Regions from separate parts of the Mus musculus genome. Here region 1 is linked to region 2. The links are chromatin loops, found by intact Hi-C in ENCODE. Cell type or tissue: heart. All regions are shown on one strand. Links, peaks and the distances in the headings refer to the core of each region. The heading gives the core; the rest is flanking DNA.

The links. Hi-C counts contacts between places; a loop is a spot of excess contacts. Peaks named below come from ENCODE experiments on the same cell type or tissue, not always from the same donor. Only the 100,000 strongest peaks of a DNase experiment are listed, where the experiment ranks them.
Region 1: it touches region 2 in a loop (2.6-fold over the local background); 3 of 42 quality-filtered maps call a loop at or near these places.

What each region holds. Positions count from the first base shown.
Region 1 is chr1:185,202,665-185,205,574 of GRCm38, reverse strand. It overlaps Rab3gap2 (RAB3 GTPase activating protein subunit 2), which reads right to left and starts at 1,407. Exons shown (of 35, transcript NM_001163754.1): 1 at 1,222-1,407. The coding sequence starts at 1,333. In heart, for the core only: no CTCF peak of the experiment used is centred there; DNase peaks (open chromatin) are centred at 1,504 and 2,184; H3K4me3 peaks cover 2,267 bases; H3K27ac peaks cover 1,820 bases.
Region 2 is chr1:185,327,337-185,330,246 of GRCm38, reverse strand. Iars2 (isoleucine-tRNA synthetase 2, mitochondrial) reads left to right here and starts at 846. Exons shown (of 23, transcript NM_198653.3): 1 at 846-1,226; 2 at 2,505-2,627. The coding sequence starts at 960. It also overlaps a transcript of Bpnt1 not described here. In heart, for the core only: CTCF peaks have their summits at 1,380 and 2,287 (motif pointing left); a DNase peak (open chromatin) is centred at 876; H3K4me3 peaks cover 1,797 bases; H3K27ac peaks cover 1,703 bases.

The DNA of each region.
Region 1 (2,910 bases), core at 322-2,821, 120 kb after region 2:
CAGCTTCTGAGACATTTCCATCACCTGGTGCCCCTCTCTCCCATCTCCCCAAGAACCCTTACAAGACTCCCCAACTTCAGTCTCTTCCTAAGGTTCTCGTCAGTAGCGAGTCCACGACACAACAGTTAGCATTCTATAGACTGAAACCACACTTCACCCTTAACTAATTATCACCTTGACTCCAGCTGCCATACCAAGTGTTGGACGTCTCCACAAGCATTTCAGATATGGCCTTCTTTCTCTCTCAACACACGCGCCTGTCAAGCCATCTATCATGTTAGAGCACCCTCACTCACACGTGACATTACCAGTGAATCATAGTGCTACCAGACGGAAACTACCAAACTTAAGTGGTAGGGAGCAGCAATGACTGGTACAAACTATTCATCCCTAGTTCCTCCCATATTTGATATTTTCAAACATTACTTTTCAGACAGACCCTACTAGGAAGCAGAATCTCCCTAGTGCCCTGGGATAGCTTCTAAATAGTGAAAAGGAGAGTGGTTTTTTAAAAATTATTACTGGGTCTACAGAGCAAAGTGATTTTCATATTAAAAATAAAGAAAGCAGAGTAAGATACCCTCTTTCAAAAGGAGAAATAAAGGAGCATATAATAAAATCCTCAGGTAATACGCAGCATTTAGTAAGCAGCTTTGGGATTTATATTCATGAAGTAGGGCTTGTTAACGTTGTTTGATGGTAATAACAGGCGCTGTTTCTCACCTCAATAGACGCCAATTAACTTTTCTCGACCATGTGGCTGTAATTTTAGTTCCTACCCTGGATTCTCCTCACTTCCTAAGAGGTTACTTTTCTTACTTGGCAGTTTACTCACCACCTTAAAAACCCTTCACTTGCCAATCGGCCATTTATTCCGTAAATCTGAATGACAGAAAAGAGATGGAAGAGGGTGGGGATGCTAAGCACCTCTTGAAGGGGCAGAGCAAAGGCTACATACAGTGCCAGAAATGGAGAAGGATGGGAGTTGGAACAAGCACAGGGTGGAGGGCTGACATTAGGCAGGGACTGGGACGGAGGATGCTATCTCTGAGCAGGTGGTGTGCATAGGGAGAAGACGTGGAGCTGGGACTGGGAAGGAGGGGGTGGGGAGCGGTGACAGACAGGCGACAGGACAGGAGACGCAAAAGGCTGAGGCTGAGAGAGACGGGACGCCGAGGGAAGGGAGGCTTGCAGCCGCGTCCCGGTCGCCGGGACACTTACTCGGGTCCCTCTTCAGGGCGCCGGGGGTCTCCTCCCGCAGGTGAGGGAATAGGAAGTCGCGCGCGGACTGCAGGTCCTGGAAGGAGCAGAACTGGACGATGGAGCAGGCCATGGCTGCAGGGACCCCGCCTCGCGGGGCTCGTGGTCCCTAGCCACGCCCGGGCCACTCCACCCGAAGGCTGACAGCACGGAGCCCCGAAAGCTTCAGCTACCCTGGGGGGGCGGGGACGCCAGACCGGAAGCTGTCAGCACTCCTCGCGAGGGGAGGGTGCTACGCATGCGCGGGACGCCCCGAAGCTGCGCGTGCGCGGGCCGAGCGGGAGCCGAGGGAGGGTGCAGCTTCGGACACGTGACTCGCGGTCTTGTGGCGGAGAGTTAGACGTGGAGCCTGGCCGCATTCTTTCTTGGGCGAGCTTGTCCCGTCATTCTGGCCTTCCTCCAAAGGTGATCTAATTGAACTTTGCGGGGGCCATTGAGTCACCCAAACAATCTTGTTGGTGTGCTTCTACGGACACGACCTAGATCGTTCGCAGATCAGGCGGTTTAAGCTGAGTGTGGGCAGGTGCCTGAGAACTTCGTAATTTTGTTTGTGCTTTTGTTTTTTTTTTTTTTAATGTGGAAGGCTATCCTCAGCACCTATACCCCAACTCCCAAAAGAGTCTGCGGCGCCTATGCCTGTAATCCTTCCTACCTCAGTCTGAGGCAGGTGAATTTCTGGCTGTTGAAGCCACTATCCTGGGCTACAATGCAAAAACAGTGTCTCAAGTAACAAAGCGATGGAAAGCAGCTCCTTAAGGGCTCGTATTAAATAAATACTCCTATCTATAAGTTGCCACGGTTCTGTGAAAGCCCGATGTAGTAACAGGACCAGCGCAGTATTGAATGGTGCTCTGTAATCGTCCGTTTGCCTTTTCATCCGTTTGTTCATCTAACCGCCCAACAAGTATTTGTTAGTGTTTTCCGTGCCAGCCACACTCTAGGCACAGAGCTTCGGAACAGAAAGGGACACATTCCTACGGAACTAAAAAGCTAGTGACTAACACAGGCCAAGTGAAGCAATTACTTACTCAGCTAACTAAAACTGAGAGAATGCTAGGCGGGAAAGAACAACAAAACAGCACGGCAGAACAGAGCTGGGGAGACTGACCCTGTACTTTTCCTTTGGGTTTTGGATAAGGAAAGCACCATCCTTATAGACTCCTGGAGGACTGGGGATCCGTTTAACCCCTTAAATACCTGGTCTCTAGCATGGGATCTGGCACCCAGTTGAGTCCTTGATAAATACTTACTGAAGTATATACACATAAATTAAAGACCAACCTGAGTCTTTTACTTGGATTTGAAAGTACATTTCCATATCTTGCCCAGTTAGACTGTCATAAATATCTTCAAGGAGTCTTGTTTCTTTGATTGTTTGAGATAAGGTCTAGCCATGTAGTCCAGGTTAGCCTCAAACCTTCAATTCCCCTCAATGTCCAAGCACTGGGATTATATGTGTGTACTGTACCATGGCTGACTTCAAAAGAATGTGTTATCCTAATTTTGTAAATGAAAAAAAAAATTGCTCTGTCTCTGATGAAGCTCTTGAAACCCATTTAGCTTACTTTCTTTTTTTTCTTTTTTTTTAAATTAGGTATTTATTTCATTTACATTTCCAATGCTATCCCAAAAGTCCCCCACACGCTCCCC
Region 2 (2,910 bases), core at 271-2,770:
AGCAGGGGAGATGGTGGTACAAACAGGAGAATTCACAAAAACGCTTAAACACCGTGTATAATTCCAGGTGCGGGGGAAGGCCCGCATCCCCCGAGCCAGCTGCTTAGAAAGACTAACCATATGGGCCAGCTCTTTGTTTCTGAGAGACCCTAACTCCTTGAATGAGGTGAAAGAGGCATGGAAGATGATTCCCACCATCAACCTAGGACTTCCACATGCACACATAGATGCATGCCCACACATGCAAATATGCACACACACACACACGGAAATGAGAAGGCAAAACAGGCTGTATACTACCTCTGGCAGTCCACGTTTCCACTCTCTCGATACTTGCTACCAAACTTCATGCTTGTTCTAATCTATTAGATGGCTCTGTGTCATCCTGACTCCCAAAGGTGAGCATAGTTTTGCATTCATTGGCTATATTTTTTTTATGAATTGCCTGTGCTTACCTTTCCCCCCTTCCTTTATCTTGTTTGTAGTCACTTTCTATACATTTTTGTTAAAGTGTGGCACAAAAATGGCAAAATTACAGTTGTAAACCCGTGTAGCCCTGGCTGTCCTGCGGAGCTCATTCTGTAGACCAGGCTAGCCTCGAACTTGGAGACCCGACTGGCTCTGCCACCATGTGCTGGGACTAATCCCCTGCACCACCACTGCACGGCTTTAGCTTTGCTACTTTTGTTTATGACCCTGGACAAGTTAATTAAATGTATCTGATTGGGGAAAGCCGAGTGATAGTAAACACCTCTCTCTACCCCTACTAGACCTCATGAAAGACCTGTAGAGATACAGACTTCCAAGCCGGAAAACCCCGCCCTTGCTCTTGCCCCGCCCCTTCCGCCCCGGAGCGCGTGCGCAGTTCCTCGCCGCCGAGCTCTTCAAGGGTCTCTACCTTTAGGTACCGGGCGGCTGCCGTGGGCCGTGTGCGGAGGGCTCCGCCCGGCTCGTCCACCATGCACTGGGGGCTGTGCCCTCGCGGGCCCGGGGCGGCGGCGGTCGCCGCGGCTGGGAGCTTCTGGGGGCCAGCCCGTTTGCCCAGCCGCCTAGGGTGTCTGGGGATGACGAGGAGGCTCGTGGTACGATCCGTGGCCGGGGCGGACAGCCCCCAGAGCAGCTCGAAAGGCGGCAGATACCGTGACACGGTGCTGCTGCCGCAGACCAGCTTCCCGATGAAGCTGCTGGGCCGCCAGCAGTCCGACATGGAGCTGGAGATCCAGCAGGTACCGGACGCGGCCACCCGAGCAGGGCGGGGCGGGCCAGCTCTGCGGGAACCCTGCAGGCCGCGCGGCTTCCCCGGCGAGCGCCCAGCGGGCCGGGTTCCAAAGTGAAGCCCGGAGCCGCACCGAGCACCTTCCGATTTCCGCTCCCAGCGAGTCGGCTTTGCACACTTTTCCCTTTGTCACTTGTCAGAAAGTAGCCAGCGTGAGCATGTGTAAATGAAACTTCAGGAGTGGGCTGGAGAGGTAGCTCGGCGCCTAAGAGCGCTTGCCACCCTTGCGGAGGATCCGCGTTCCGTTTCCAGCACACAAGTCTGGCAGTTCACAACCACCTGTAACTCCAACTCCAGAAGATCCGATGCCTGACCTCTGTCTGCAGGCACCCGCGCTCGCGTGCACCACACACGAATAATCAAAGAGAAACTTAAAACTAAACTTAAAACATTATAAAAGTATTACCAAAGAAGGGAGGTTGAACCCCACCTTAGTCACATGTTTAGGTTTTTCACAGGAATCATGATTTCTTTGAAGGACAAAGTAGCGGCCCTTTTCTGGGTCCCCTGTGTCGTCGGTATCTGTCTCCTATGTCATACTGAATTTGCTAACGTCTGAGATTCATTCGTTAGTGTCTGCACACTAGAGTATTTAAGATATTTCTGATAATCAGGAATACTGCTTAAGTGAATAGCGTTAGCCTGAATATTCTTTGGATTTAGGGAATTATTGAGGCCAAAGAATTGAAAGAATAAATTACCAGTGTGTTTTGGGTGGCAGAGTGGACTGGGAATAGACAGGTTTTTCAGCAGGTCTGTATTGAGGTAGTGAATACTGAGAGACTTGCTAAGAATTTAGAGCCACCATGCCACATAAACGTTTACACTTTAGTCTGAAGAATTGTTGGGATTTTTGAAGACTACTGAAGGGCTGGAGAGATGGCTCAGTGGTTAAGAGCACTGATTGCTCTTCCAGAGGTCCTGAGTTCAAATCCCAGCAACCACGTGGTGGCTCACAACCATCTGTAATGGGATCTGATGCCCTCTTCTGGTGTGTCTGAAGACAGCTACAGTGTACTTATATAAATAAAATAAAGAAAATCTTAAGAATAAATAAATAAAGACTACTGAAAGTGTTAAGAGAATTCTAGTTTATTCCAAAAAGTTTTCCAGGTTCTATTTCTGGGCTGAATGGATTGGAATGGGATAAATGATGACCAGGTATTGATAAGGGTCTATGTATTTATGTGATATCTAAACATTGGCTTTTTTTTTTTTTTTTTAACAGAAATGTGGCTTTTCAGAGCTTTATTCCTGGCAAAGAGAAAGAAAAGTAAAGACGGAATTTTGCCTTCATGACGGGCCTCCTTATGCCAACGGTGACCCTCATGTTGGGCATGCCCTGAACAAGGTAATTAGAATTGAAGTGTAGAGCTTGGAAGTAAGTACTCTGCTAAAGAGTTTATATTGTCTGTGTATGGTAATTATATAAACTAGTATTGGCCTGTGCAAATACATGAATTATTAGTGAGTTTATGTATTTATTATGGTGTTTGGGAGTCAAACCCAGGGCCTTGTTTGTGCTAGGTAAGTATTCTTCTAGTGAACTGCATTCCAGATACACCTTGTGTGTGTGGTAAGGAACCCGGGATGTACCATGTGGGAGACTAGCCCTGCTCCTGCATCTCCTCTCT